2 separate regions of the Homo sapiens genome follow, and region 2 is linked to region 1. The links are chromatin loops, found by intact Hi-C in ENCODE. Cell type or tissue: PC-3. All regions are shown on one strand.

What was found. Peaks named below come from ENCODE experiments on the same cell type or tissue, not always from the same donor. Only the 100,000 strongest peaks of a DNase experiment are listed, where the experiment ranks them.
Region 2: it touches region 1 in a loop (4-fold over the local background); 2 of 110 quality-filtered maps call a loop at or near these places.

What each region holds. Positions count from the first base shown.
Region 1 is chr3:189,712,583-189,720,582 of GRCh38, reverse strand. The region is part of intron 1 of TP63 (tumor protein p63); the gene reads right to left. Among named protein-coding and RNA genes, the nearest start is that of TP63, 85 kb to the right of the region's middle. In PC-3, no CTCF peak of the experiment used is centred here; DNase peaks (open chromatin) are centred at 4,832, 5,342 and 7,282; H3K27ac peaks cover 3,609 bases.
Region 2 is chr3:189,910,704-189,918,703 of GRCh38, reverse strand. No RefSeq gene overlaps it. Among named protein-coding and RNA genes, the nearest start is that of MIR944, 85 kb to the right of the region's middle. In PC-3, no CTCF peak of the experiment used is centred here; DNase peaks (open chromatin) are centred at 3,693 and 7,493; H3K27ac peaks cover 4,735 bases.

The sequences.
Region 1 (8,000 bases):
TTGTATTTTTCGTAGAGACGGGGTTTCTCCATGTTGACCAGGCTGGTCTTGAACTCCTGACCTCAGGTGATCTGCCCGCCTCAGCCTCCCAAAGTGCTGGGATTCAGTCTTCTTTAATGGAAGAGATGCACTATCTAAAGTTATTGGAGACAGGATGGTCTTTAAGGCCTTGTCTAATGAGAACATTCTATGTACAATGTATGAGAAGTTTTTTCACAAGTAAATGAAATATACTTAAGCCAATAATGATAATAAAAATAATATTTAACAGGATAAACATTTAAAATCAGGAGTGTTCACAAGCTTTGATCTTCCCTTCAATGATTCTTCCTCCTTGGCCTGGTTCTTTGATTTCTGTATCTGAGAATGATGGAGGGAGAAGACAGATGAACAAATTTAGCAATGATGCTTTAGTCTACCTACAAAACAAAGAGCTCTGAGACAGAGGTGGCGTGGAAAAAATGAAAACCTTGTGGGCCGAGCTTGCTGGGGGCAAGAATTTGAGACAGGGTTTGGCAGAGGAAAAATGAATAGATTGTAGCTTGTGAAGGCAGGAGAGAAGAGTAAACAGTGAAAACTGCTACTGAAGATTACTAACTGGATCTTCTTTAATATCCTTTTAGAAACAGAATAAATGAGATTAAATGAATAAAAATCCTTTTAAGGTTTATGTGATTGTTCAATGCTTCTCAAATGCAGTACTTAGAGGACAAACCCAGGCTTTATCTACATTTCAAGAAAGAAATTTGCTTTTTAAAGTTCATAGAGAAAAAGAGGAGCATAATTCCAAAGAAAAGCGCTCACGAAGGAGATCTGGCTCAAGAAAAACAGAAGACTCTCTGAAATAGGGATCTACAAACTGCTACCCACATACTCTCATCTGTTTTTGCAGCGTGTTTAAGCCATGCTCATTTGTTTAGGTGTAGTCTATGACTGCTTTCAACCTGCGACGGCAGAGCTGAGTAGCTGTGACAGAGACCGCATGGCCTGCAAAGCTGAAAATATTCAATCTGATTTTTTTACAGAAAAACTTTGCTGGACTAGACTCGAAGATAACATTTTATGGCATGATAATGCCATAAAATGGAGGGACTAGATGTGTTGATTGGTCAGGTAGAACTTTACAAAAGAAATCTGGAGGAATAAACAGATTTCTGATACATCGGATGCAAAAAGAATAGATATGAAAGAGTGAATATGGGCACATAATCAAGGAGAGCCAACTGAGCATCATGGACTCTGCAAGCGCAGATTAGGAAGCTTATAACTAAGGACAAGTTTGAGTATTTTCAAAAAAGGCTACCGATTCGTTTTAAAATAAATGATCTGAGTATGTACAAAAGAAAGTTGTGATTGCTAGGAGCTGCCTGGCTTCCCAAAGAACAAGTTCTCTCACTTTTACCAAACCGAGAACACCGTTTTTCTGTGGGCAGGTTTTTCCTTCGTGCGTCTATGGCTTTTGTCCTTGTCTGCATCTGTGAGTTTTGTTCTTGCTGCTATTTTCCTCTTACCCTACACTTCAATTACGGCAACCGAGAAATTTGTGCTTTTTCATTCAGTTATGTCTGAGAGATGTCAGAGCTCCTCACAAAGAGCTAGAGACATTCATATTCCGAAGTATTCTTTATGTTCTTCACATATTCTTTATATTCTTATTTCTGTTAAATATACCCCTCTCCAAAAGTATAGGCTACATTGTTTTTTTGTTTTTGTTTTTTTAGATAAATGATTCAAAGTAAAGCTCAAAAGTAATTTCCATCTTTTTCCACCTTTCCCAAAAATGACAATCCCATCTTACATGTATAGGTTCTCTACCCCCAAGGAAAACTGAATCACTTATATTAGTTGGCTAACTTAACAATATTATATGTTTACATGTTTCTTTAACAATTGAAACATTGAATTTCTAAATGATGTGATAAAGGTCTTTACACTTAGCCTGCTAAATGTTATTTATGCAGTATTTTCAGGTGATATGGTTTGGCTCTCTCTCCCCACCCAAATCTTGTCCTCACATGTCAGGGGAGGGATCTGATGGGAGGTGATTGGATCACGGTGACAGTTTCCCCCATGCCATTCTCATGACAGTGAGTGACCGCTCACAAGATCTGATGGTTTAAAAGTGTTTGGTAGTTCCCCCATCGTGCCACCCTGCAAAACACGCCTTCCTTCCCCTTTGCCTTCTGTCATGGTTGTCAGTTTCCTGAGGTCTTCCCAGTCTTGTGAAACTCTGTCTGAGTCAATCAAACCTCTTTTGTTTGTAAATTCCCAGTCTCAGGTAGTCCTTTATAGCACTGTGAAAACAAACTAATACATCAGGTTTATTTTTCCCTTTAAATAATTCTTTCCAAAATAAACACAAGATCACTCCTATCCCAGGAACATGTGTCCCCTTATTCAATCATGGCTTTCTGGTCACTGCAAAGTTGTCCCTAGGAGTTTTCTCCACACACTTGGGAATCAAAATCCATCACTTGTAGATGCTTGTGATATATCCTTGTAGGTTACCCTCTGTAAAGATTGGCATTTGTTTTTGTTTTTCCAATATAGACCTTCCTCCATCAGCGCATTCTCTTATGTTGTTATCTTTCTTGAATAATTTTCCATTTTAGATTCTTGGAGTCTGACAGAAATAGTGGATTATATAGCAAGGTTTCTCATTTTTCCACATTAACACATTCTTTAATTCTATCCCTTGCATTTAATATGTTTCCTGTTACTACTAACTCTATGTCTTCCCTTTCTAAGCTCAGGGTAAAGACTGACTTTTGGAGGCTGGGTCCAATTTCAAGCTAAAAGAAAAAAAGAACACAAAGAAAACTGCTTTAAAGGAAAGGGCTTATGCAGCACAGAAGAGATATCCTCAAGCCTAATTCCCAGATTTTGCAGAAGCATTAAGCAGCTTAGGGACTGAACAAGCATGATTACTTTTGGTTAATGAGACCAACTTCATTTAATCAGGATGTCTACAATCCTAATTTCAGATTTTATCTGTGACCTACAGGCTTGTGAGGTCATATTTTTAGTGTATTGAGTTTAAAGAAATTCAAATTCAGTATAGCTATATGAAAACAGTATAGCTGTTCTCATTTCTTATCCCATCCAGATGCTTCTGGAAGCAGTCAGCTTCCCAAATCTTAGCTAATAAGCAAATTATTATTCAAAGTTATTGTGTTTGTCAAAAGTTACATGACACACTCTCTCAAGCTGGTCTCTTGATCAGTGTGGAAGATGATATTTAGTACATTATTTATTATGAAATTATCTGTGATTGATCCAGATGAAGCATGTGTTTGCATGTTGGAAAGGTTATTAAATAGTGATAATAACTCTTTAATTTCAGAGATGTTGAAACATGGGAGCAGCTTTAGGACAGCAAACACTGTGTGTGTGTGTGTGTACATATTTGTTTAGTTCGTATACGTGTATGTTGATATTTCAGTTGTTGCAATTGATAGTGTGAATTAGATAGAAAGTTACTAAGAGGCTGGGTGCAGTGACTCACTCCTGTAATCCCAGCACTTTGGGAGCCCAAGGCGGGCAGATCACCTGAGGTTGGGAGTTCTAGACCAGCCTGGTCAACATGGTGAAACCCAGTCTCTACTGAAAATACAAAATTAGCTGGGTGCGGTGGCAATCGCCTGTAGTCCCAGCTACTTGGGAGGCTGAGACAGGAGAATCACTTGAAGCTGAGAGGTGGAGGCTGCAATGAGCCGAGATTGCGCCACTGCACTACAGCCTGGGTGAGACAGAGCAAGACTCCATCTAAAAAAAAAAAAGATACTAAGAGATTCTGATAGCTCTTCCTAGGAGAAGAAAAGTGCTTATCATGAAGTAGATGAACTGAAAAAATTTCAGATAAGATAGACTAGTGCCAAAGGGGAAAAAGAATGCAACTGAGGAACTGTTTGTTTATTTTGGTTCCTTTAAAAATGTTGGGCTATAAAATTCAGAATATCATAAAATTCCGCAGTCCTTTCCGAGTAAGAACTATGGATTTCTTGCATCTCCACTGTGTTTACTGATGTGAAAGCTGAAAATTTCCTTTCCTAATGACACCATTCCAATGTTGGGACTGAGTGAGAAAGATGATTGGCAAATTCTCTCTCTTTAAAAGGGAAGGGATCATGGAAGTAGCATTTCCAGGGCTTTTTAAAATTAAATTCAGCACAGAAATTATGACATTCTTTCCACAAAGTCCAGTGACTAAGAATCTAAACAAATTTTATGGTGTAAAATCATTAAAACAAAATGGCCCTGAACAAATATGCTATCCCCTGGGGTTTGATCTCACTCAAGAGTAAATAAAAATATATTTTATAAAATTGGACATTATACATAAAAGGGAGGTATCTAATACAATTACAGATAAAGAATACAAAGGTCAGTAACGGATGCATTGAGCACTGATTAGGAACATGACTTTTAGAAATGTGGTTTTGCCACATTACAGATGTTTGACTTGAACCAAGTTGCTTAAACTTTCTAAGCCTCAGTTTCCTCATATGTGGAACAGGAATAAAAATATTTAATGTGCTATATCGCTGTATGAGTAAATGAGATGTATATAGTTTTTAGTATAGTACGTAGTGAGTACTGAATAAATGGTAGGTAATTGTTATCACTATCTAAGCTAAAGTGGTTGAAAGTGAAATCCACATCCCTCTGAGAATAATGAGCTAAGGGATGGGCACAGAAGAGCATGGTTCAGTTCCTGAAGCCTCAGTGCTCACGTAGACTTAGAATTATTTCTCAAACAATTTCATGGTCTCTTGATTTTTCTAACAAAAGAAAAACAAACAGACCAAATCAGTGCACAGAAATTTATACAGTGATAAATCTTTACTATTCCACAATAAGATTCATTGTGGTTTATGTACAGTATCCAAATTCTTCACATGGCTAGCTGCTCCAATTTTTAGCATCAGATTTACATACCATGGTGGCTATGTCCCAAACCACCAGAGAGACGGTTTCAGACTCACAACCCGTGACCTTATTAAGGGTATAGAGTAATTTACCATCAATGTCAGTTTGTAATTACAATCATCTTTTGCTGAAATGTATATACCTAATAGGTCTTAATGTTTATATCAAGGAATATTCCCTAGAATAGCAAAGGTAGCACATTCTTAGAGAGATCAAATCTGGATGTTATACCTTATCTTCTTCTAAGTGATCAGAACATACCCTCAATGCTTCCTGTTTTAGATTAAAAGATAACCACAGGAAAAAACAAATGCCGTAATTTCAAAACAAATGCTATAATCAGCCTTCTCACACAAAATCTTACACAGATATTTCCCTTCTGGCAGCTCTCTTGTGTGACTTTCCTACTCAGGGTGACTAAGAGGTCTAGAATCCTTCCATCTAGTGGCTTAGCAGTCCTCTAGGGCCTCAAAGATTTCTTCTGGGTCCTCTCTATTCAGCCTATGATAAAGAGAGGAGAGGAGAAGGGAGGAGAAAGGGAGGAAACGAGGGCAAGTGAAGGGTCAGATGGTAATTTTAGGGCCACATCTGGAAGCAGCATGAAGCACCCTGCCTGTATTGCACTAGTTAGAACCAAGTCACATGCCCATGCCTAACTTTAAGGGAGGTTGGAAAAATATAGCTAACTACGTGCAAGAGGAAAATAAAACAGTTTGCTGAACGTACAGTACTGTTTCTCTCCCAGTGCTTCTCTGGTTGTGTAGAATTTTTGAGTTCTTGGATTTTTGTTCTATTTTGCTTTTTAGACAGCACTTTAAAAAAAAGAGATGCTTTTTATATGAATGTGTACATGTATGTCTGTGTGTGTTTACGTTCAATGACTCTAACTCTGAGAAGCAAGCTGAATTAACTCTTTGTCATTTATGTATGCCCTTCTTCAATACTCCCTCCTGAGAAACCAGGCCTCTCATATTTGAGAGAATTTTGGAAAGATGTAAGGATAATCTCCAGCCAAGGAAAACCTATCAGAAACTGTGGTGTACATCAGTGAGAGATACAGTCTTGAAAAGGAGGCCTCTAAGTCACAACCAAGTCACTCAAACATTACTAGGATGGACAGAAAAGAAACTTCTCAAAATTTCCGCATAATTGGTGTACGAACATACACTTTAACAGACCTCTGTCAAAACAAGATTTGTTTTTCGGTACTTGTCCTTGGATATTGATATTTCTGTATTATTCTCGGTTATATTCTGTTCTTAGGCAATGAGCCTACACTATGTGATGGGATAATTTCTGGAGCGATTGCTAAAACCTCATCTCTTTGCATACGTCTCTTTAAACTTTCAGAACACCGGGAACATGATCACTTTCCCAAAAGTCATGGCAGAGAATAATAGAACTTGAAGGCAGAACTCTTAGAGGTTTAATAGTACCTTTCCCAAAGTCCACCTTATGAGGGTCCTGTGACGCTTTGCATCACACACACATACATACACATACACACAATTCCACTTACGGGGTGTCTTTAATTCATCTACAGATAATCATTTGGCACTGAGGATCTGTGAATACCACATATAAAATGAAGAGTTGGAAAATCCAACTTTGTCTAAATTGCTTTTAGGTTTCAGATGTGTTAAGGATCAACAGAAACTATTAAAACCGTACTTTGGAGAGAATGAAGACCAGGTTTTAATCACTCTTTCCATACTGAACAAAAAATTTTTCACTTGATCATATATTTTCTAATTAGTGATTTGTAAAGCCTCTCAGACTTAGAAATTGATTTGCTACTTATTTTATTATATTATTATGGACTTATTTATTGAAATAATATTCAATTATAAAAGTTATAAAAGCATCAATTATAAAATTTATAAAAGCATCAATTATAATTATGAAGAGGGATATAAAGTTATTCACAGAATATACACCTAATATAATGTTATAAGTTAAAAAGTTGGATTAGACTTGAACTTGTAATTTAATTGTTCAACTATGGTATATATAACACTTTTTTGAATTACTTTTGTTATTTTATGCAGGCTTCAGTCTCTAATCTTTTCAAAATTCAAAAATCAAATAAATTTGGGAGATGTGAAGCTTGACTTTCTGAAGTTAAAACTGGATCAGTTCATTGGAGATGAAGTACATTTGAGATTACCCCCTAAACGTTTGGAATAAGATGAACTCGTTTCAAATGAAAAGAACTCAGCTCAGGAAAATGAAGTATTTATCCAAAAACTCAAGGACCAGAGGATGGTATCAAAGGCTAGTTGTCTGTCAGCTCAAAACCAGATGCTCATGTGTAGATTGTTTACTCAAGCTCTGATAATTGGCCTCTTCCCCACTGTTGAAACAAGTTAGTAGTTTGTCCATTCATTCAGTAAACATTTACTGAGTAGTTACTTGCCAGGCAGTGTGTTAAGTGTCAGAAATACACAGAATAAACAGAATGCTATAAAGCCCAAAGGCAGGGGTACAAATGGAGATGAAGTGGCCATAAAGCCTATTTTGAGGTTTTTGCATCTCAATCTATCTGACCATAAGCCAAATAATCAGGAAATCCAATCTGACCTCTCTGTCTGTGCTGTGGTGGTCTGGGAGAATTCCCAGGCAAACCTAGCTCTTTCTTAGAGGTTTAAGATGTGGCAATAGTGGAATTTCCCAGCACCCCTAAGTCCAAAAACAGATGTCCCCATGTCACTTGACATCTCAGATATTTTCAATGGCTCCCTCTCAAGATCAAAGCCCAAACTCAATGGCATGGTTCTGAAGACACCTAATGATCTGAGCTTAAACTCATCTCATAATAAAACATAATTCATAATCCTACCTTCATTTCTGAAATAGTCCTTGCATTTTATAACCTTTCTCTTTGCCTACTCTGTCTTTCAATCTGAAACACCTTTCCATATTTGTCTTCTTATTGCTGTGATCTGAATAATTGTGTCCCCACCCTCACCCCACCAAATCTATATGTTGAAACCTAACCCCCAAGGTAATGATAGTAAGAGGTGGGGTTTTGAGGAGGTGATTAAATCATTACTGCCTCTCCTCATGAATGG
Region 2 (8,000 bases), 200 kb before region 1:
GTTTGTTTTGGTCAATTGTGTTTCACAATGACTTTCTTCATTTCCTCTGATTTACAAATATATTGATCAAAAATTATTCTTAGTATTCTCTTATCTTTCATATGTATATGAAAGAATATATGAAAGTTATAATATTTTAAATAATACATTTTGTAATTTACAAAAATATTCTGTAATTTATATTTTGTAATACATATAATGCCCGCTTTTACTTCCTAATATGGTAATTTGTACTTTTTTCTTTTCTTGATCAATCTTTTAAAAAAGTCTTATCCACTTCACTAATTATTTTTCAGAAACCAATTCTTGCCTTTTTAATATTCTCTGTTGTACTTTTGGTTTTAATTCATTCATTTCTACTCTTATTTCTTTTCTTCTGAGTTCTTTATGTTTACTTTGATGTTATTTTCATAATGTTTTAAGATAAAACATTAAATCATGAAATACAGCCTTTCTTTTCTGGTAGATGATTGCAAATCAGTATTTGTTTGTTCGTTTGTTTTTTGTCAAATTTAGCTGTGTATGTAAAGCTTCAGTATGCGTGTGTGTGTGTGTGTGTGTGTGTGTGTGTGTGTGAGACAGGGTCTTGCTCTGTCAGCTAGGCAGGAGTGCAGTGGCACAATCACAGCCTTGAACTCCTGGACTCAAGTGATCCTCCTGCCTCAGCCTCTTGTGTAGCTGGGAATGCAGCTGCACACCACCATGTCTGGCTTATTTCTTAAAACTTTTTTGGAGAGACAGGGACTCTTTATGTTGCCCAGACTGGTCTCAAACTCCTGGGCTCAAGTGATCCTCCTACCTGTACCTCCCAAAGTGCTGGGATTACAAGCATGAGCTTGACCTCCATATTTTTCTTTAGAAGTCATCCAAAATATTTTGCAATTTACACTGCAATTTATTCATTGGTTCATCAATTATTTTAGGAGTTTATAGTTAACATCCAAACATTCAAATTTTATTTTATTTTATTTTATTTATTTATTTATTTATTTGAGACAGAGTCTTGCTCTTTTGCCCAGGCTGGAGTGCCATGGCGTAATCTCAGCTCATGCAGTCTCCCAGGTTCAAGCAATTCTCATGCTTGAATTGCTCCCAAGTAGCTGGGACTACAGGCACCGGCCACCATGCCTGGCTAATTTTTGTATTTTTAGTAGAGGTGGGGTTTTGCTCTGTTGGCCAGGCTGGTCTCAAACTCCTGACCTCAAGTGATCCACCCGCCTTGACCTCCCAAAGTTCTGAGATTAGAGGTGTGAGCCACCATGCCCGGCCATTATTTTTATAAAAATACCATGTAGTATATTTTTCTGTTGAACACACTCTATTTTTTTAAACTTTGAATCAATATTTGTTAATTATTTAGTTCAAACCTACTATATTTGTTCTGACTTTTGTCTGCTTGTCCTATGAGTTACTGAAAGTTGTAAATCTCTCATTATGACTGCAGTTGTGCCACATTATACATGTTTATATATTGAGACGATGTTATTAGGTGAAGACAGATTTGTAATTGTTACAATTTTTCTTATTATTTATAATAATGCTTTTCACTTTAAAGCCTACTTTATTAGTTTCCCAAGTGAATTTTGGTTAATATTTGCATAGTATATTCTTTTTCCCATTCTTTTATTTTTAACCTCTCTACATATTTGTTTAAGAAATGACTCATAAATTGAATGTGCATTTTTATTTTTATCAAATCTGAAACTTGTAGTCTATTTACAGGCAATTTATCACTGATTTTTTTTAATTTAAATCTACCGTATTGCTATTTTTTTTGTTTATCCCAACTGTTCTTTTTTTCTCTTTTGTTGCCTTCTTTTTAATTGATTATTTTTTCAACTATCATTCCATTTTGCCATCTATTAGCTTATTAGCTAGAAATTATTTTTCTCTTATTTTAGTGATTACACTAAAAATTACAACAGAAAGCCTTAAATTATTAGCATGTACTCTTAATTAATATTTTGTTCATTTCTTAGGAAATGTGAGCACTTGAGGACTCTTCAATTTCATTTACCCCACTCAGGCTTTTTTGTATTATTGTCAAGTATTTTAATTATGCCTGCATTTTAAACCCCATGTTGTATTACCATTGTCATTTTATACTATCAGTATTCATTTCTGTTTCCTTATATGTTTATTCTTTCCAGTGATTTTATTTCTACTTAAATTTTTGCCTGGATTGATTTTCTTCTTGCATTTCTGTCTAGGATAACTTTCTTTCTGCCCAAAGAATATTCTTTAGCATATCTTTTAGTACATGTCTGCTGCCACTAAATTTTCTCATTATTTTTCTGAAAATTATTTTATGTTCATTTAAAAAAATGTTTTCAACTGGCATATAGGTTTTGTTTGTGAATTTTGTTTTTCAATAGTTTAGCATTAGCATTTTGTTATATTCTGTATTTCATCATTTCCTTTGAAGACACACAGAGCTTTTTAAATCTGTGAATTAATTTCTTTAGTCAGTTCTGAAAAAAATTTTTTTTTCTGTATACATTTCACCTGTTCAGTGATTTCTAGTGTTATTTTTTTTCCCCTTTTGGTCATTTTGTCTTATTCGGAAATAGCTAATCATTTTGGATTGAATGCTTGACATTGTGTAAAAAAGATTGTAACATCTTCGTATTCCTTTTTAAGCTCAAAGTTAGAATAGGGTATAACATTTCAATTCTATAAGGAATTGTGCTAATGTGAGGATAAATTTCAATCCTTGTAACAACTGTTCTATTTTTAGTTTCCCATTACTCCTCATTAAGTCATGAGAAATATGTGATCCATTAGTTATATATTTTTTTCATTGGTTTCCTGGAAGTTTCATGTTACGTTTAACATTTAAGTACAACAATTATATTGACCTTGACCTTGTTTCTTAGTTTTATAACAAACTTTTTTATTTTAGTTAATTGTCTTACTGTACCTGTATCTATTATTATAAAGATTCTCTAGTATTTTATGAAGTTCATTCACTCATTATTTATTATCACTTGCCTACATTATTTGGGGCATCAAATTAGTCTCTAAGTAGGCCTATAAGGATGAATTCCATATTTCCTGACTTAACAGGTCTTGCAGTCAAATAACTGGAATAGGAGAGAGGAAGAAAACTGTGTAACAGGTGCATAAACCACATGCTGTAGGGAAGCAGACAAAGGAATAATACAGTTTTCCTAGAATGATGAGGGAGAACATGGTAGGCTAGCATTGGAGCACACACTTTGCCAGGAGAAGGACATTGCTTTAGGTTAAGAACACAACATGAACAAATGTACAAGAAGAGAAAAATAGGGTAGTTTGAGAGAAGAGCCTGATAAAGGAAAGGATGAATAACTGGAGGATATTGTTATGGGGCTGAGCCAGGGCTGGGTAAAGCTTATTTAAAAACTAGTTTCTGAGATTCTTAAGTCAGTGATTCGGTTGCCAGAAATACGATCAAGTATTATTCTTTGGTGATTTTAAAATATGTGCTTGTTCTTTAATTACCTCCCAAGAGATGTATATTTACTAACTAAAAATCAAGAAACAATTGCTGCCTCCAGGGCTAAGAGTATCTAAGGAAAGAGAAACACACCTGCTTTTTTGGTCACCAATATTAATATTTTACTTTCTTGCATCTTGAATGGTAAGCTGAAGCCACGAGTTGGAACGGAATACAGGCCGCTCTAGGGTGATGATTCAGGATGACTATTAGACTTGCAAAACTGAATGTGGGTGGTTTTGTTGTGTAATCTTTTGCCTTAATCTTTCTGCCTTTAATGAAGTGCTTTGACTGTCTCTTTTTGTGTGTGCCTGTTAGAAGTAGGACATGCATAGAGTTTCTCAATGGAATCTCATCAAATGTAAAGTCATGATTGAAAAATTGTTTGCCTTAGGTTAAAAAAGTCCCCTTTAGTTACAGAAGATATTACTTTATCTTGGGATATAAAGTCCAGAGAATTAAATAATTTGGTCAAATTACTTCCCAATTTAAGTGGATTTCAGACCTGAAATTTAATAGGTACAAAGTTAGTGTACACATGCAATATTGAAGAGAAAATTTGGCTATAAACAGCAAAAAAATTATCTAGTAAACAGTAAATCACGAATTGAATATTTTATCATTTCAAAAAAAACCACTAAACATTTTTCTAAGTAGCATGCTATTACATCAACTTTCTCAATATTTTAGTCAATGTTTCTTCAGCAAACATTTATTGATTGTCTACTATATGCTAGATTCTCTGCTAGCCTCCAGAGACAGTGATGAGCAAAATACAGGCACCACTTTTAATATTTTGAAGATTATAATCTAGTGAGATTCATCAGACATTTATCAAATAATCATACTTATGAAAGAATAATTCCAAATTTAAAAAAATGCTCTGAAAGAAAGAAGCACAATTCTATCAGAGGCAATAATGAAGGGACTGTAAATAAACACCTTCATTCTTTTTTGACCTCAGAAGTGGGTGGCATACAGAAACTTGTTACCACAAGCTGCTTGGTGCTGTGGAGACAACAGGAGTCTTAGAATTAGACTCTTGTCAAGATGATTAGAGCTTTTCCATGATGTCCTGCAAGGTCAGAGATGGCTAAGAGATTCCTGAAGTTAGGTTTGTCCTAGTCCTACCTGGACTAGCCCTTTACTTGTCCTTTGCTTTCCTCCAACCCACCTCTACAGTGCTGCCAAATAGACAGTTTTAATACTCAGCTGGTAGAGTGCCTCAGATCTTCCCAACACCATCTGAAGTTTCTTCTTTACACAGTTGCATTTCTCTCCTTCATATTCATTTAAAATCAAGTTCTAAGTCCTGACAAACAAGTTTCCATAATCTTACCAGACTCCAGCCAGTCTTACCAGATTTGCTTTATCTGTCTTCTCCACACTTCTGTACCCCAAGTTACAGACTCAGTTAATATTTTCTAGCAGAATTATTTACTTCCCTGAAACAGGCATGTGCTATTTCCTTTTACTGGGAAGCATTCCCTCTCTTCTTTGCCTGGGAAGTCCCAATCCTGACTTCCTCACTGAGGCTCTCTCCTAATCCCTAAGGTAGAGTTAGTTGCTTCCTTCTTGGTATTTCCTCAGCATTTTGGACGGGCAGCAGTTACAGCTCTCATCACTTTGTACTGTAACCATTTGCTTTTGTGTTATTTCATAAGTTAGAATGTCAACTTTCAGAAGATGAGGACTAGGTCTGATATACTTCTGTAATCTTATTTTGGTTCTTCCCAGGAGGATAACTAATACCATGCTTTGCATATATTAGTAGATGGTTGTTTAAGGAAAGAAGAGGCCTACAGGTCCTTGATGTCATGCCTTTTTTATTTCTAACTAAATAATGAGCCTTAGAGCCTAGTGTGGTGGCACACACCTGTAATCTCAGCTACTCAGTAGGCTAAGGCGGGAGGATTGCTTGAGCTTAAGAGTTTGAGGTTACAGTAAGCCATGATCATGCCATTGCATTCCAGCCTGGGCCACAGAGAACAAGACCCTGTCAAAAACAAAAATTAAAAAAAAAATGAAATAAATAAATAATGACCGTGATATATTTTTAAAGAATGTATGAATGAAATAAAGAGCTCAGGTGGTTCTTAAAACTAAAATTTGAGGACCAAATTAGAGAGCTCTTTGATACTTAGGGGAAAGAATAGTCCCTAGCTCATATGGTAGCTATGTGTTAATTATAAAATGCTGTCCTTTTCTCAAGACCCTTTACTTCAGTTGTTGTCCTAAATATACAAGGCTATGATAGCTACAGTAAAAGTTATAACTTTGGAATGTTGTGCCTGTGTGCACTTCTCAACCTGAATGACTATAAGTGTCTTTCAGAAAGATAATATGCTCTCTATTATTAAAAAAGCACCATATTGCTGCTTTAAAAGGAAAAATAAACTTACAAGTTGAGCTGCAAATGGACACCATTGTCATTATCATGATTAACAACAAATGACTACTGAATACCTAGAACATGTAGGCAGGGAGGTGAAACTTAAGGAAGACAAGACAAAAGAATTTATTTCTTTTTCAACTGAACTTCTAGCACATATTATTTCTTTTCCCTTATGGTTTAACCCTACCTACTTTGAACTTTTGAATTATTTCACTCATTCTGCTTTTCTCAAGCAGAATTGTCTAGGCATGAATGTTACCATTAAACCTAATTTTACACCAAAGGGTTCTCTTTGGTGTTGGTTTATGCACAACAAGACCAATGGAGATGGGCAAGAGAAAGAAGTCTAAGTTGACTACCAAGTTAATGGATTAGGTAGATGAGAAGTATACATTTATGCTAATTACTAAAGTAAATGTTGCTGGATGACATTTTAAACCCATAATCATTTTTTCCCAGTAATTTATCTATATGTTCCCATACTGCTTAATCAAAGTAGTGGTTGATCAGGAATTATTGCTTTAAAAAAGAGAAATTTTCAAAGTACAGTTACAAAATTACTTGCTAGTGTTTTTCTGGAGTTTGGTTATAAATATTTAAGGTTAGCTTAAATAATTTAGGCAGAAAAAATATATTTGAAAGATGAGAGTTGGCTTCCTCCAGACCATAAAAGCTTTCCTCACTTGGAAAGACAGAGTTATGATGCAGAGATGAGAAGATAGGTATTGGTAGATACTGGAGAGAAGAGTCTTGCTTCTTTTTTCAAGAACAGAGCCTTAAGAAAGTAGCAAGACTTTAATATGTCCATATTGCATGTAAGCCTAGGCAGGAAGAGCCCAAAACAGCACCAGAGAGATTCCCATGCTTCTAAGCCTGACATAGAGCTGCAGGCCTTGAATGGCCATGGCGATGAGAGAAAGAAGCCTTCCAGAAATGACACTAGTGGATTAATGACTAAGGAGCTGATGGGATTATGGAATCCTTAGTGTATGTCTGAGTGGACAGATGGCTGAGTGGACAGTTGGCTGAGTGGATCTGAGGCGCCCTACCAGAACTTAAAAAGGAAGAAAGCCTGAACTGACCTAGAAGCTTTTTATTTTTTACCACATTGGTGCAAAAAAAAAAAAAGAAATAGAAATTAAGTCAATATTTAATAAAAATAAAGAAAGGTAAATTTCTTGCACATTTACGTTTGTGGAGTGAGGTTCATATACGTTACAAAAGGAAAAAAAGAGTAGGTGTGCTGGGGGTGGAAAGCAGTGTGAACTCAGCATGAATGAACCATGATGAGTTTGAATTATCTATGGGAAAGTCAAGTGCTACATGCAGAGTTTCTAGAATACGAAGATTTGTAAGACATAATCACTATCTTTTAGAAGTTTACAGATGGCCTATAAGGATGTATTCTTTAAAAGATCAGTGATAATCCCAGAGATGATGTGCTAACTCTAACAACTGCAGAAGTAGTTCAGATGAGAGAATGATCATTGAGGTTTTCTAGTGAGGAAAGGCCCCACATAGAGATGAGACTTGAACTTGGCCTTGAGAGAAATATAACACTTAAGCAAATAAAATAAATCAGCAGTTATGTGGTAACAAAATTATGCATGGTATGTTTGAGGGACAGTGAAGCCTGGTTGTGTCAGGGCAGGTGGTTCTCTTATGTTAGAACATAGGTAAGGCACGTTGGAGTGCTCTACCTGGTTCAGGGAAGAGGAAGTATGGAATACTCAGCTACAGAGTTGAGCTTTAATTTGAAATCAAAAGGCAGCCATCAGAGGTGTGTGAATGGAGGGAGTTTCTGTGAAACAGGATATTTCAAAAAAATAAATTCCCTACAGTATGTAATTTTGCTTCTAGCAAATCAGGCACAGTTATATAAGATCATCCTAAAACAGTTATTCCAATGAGAGAGACTATTCCACTAAAAGGCAGAAAAATTAAAGTTACAGACTAAAGGTAAAGAATACCCGGATGGTGCATTTGTAACCTTATGTTTATATTAGAGATGGCTTATGTGGACTTGATTTGCAACTATTAGAGAAAATTACTCTTATTGTCTGAATGACAATACTGACACATGAATGAACCAGTAACCTATGTTTACTATTAGTTTGGTTTGCTCAC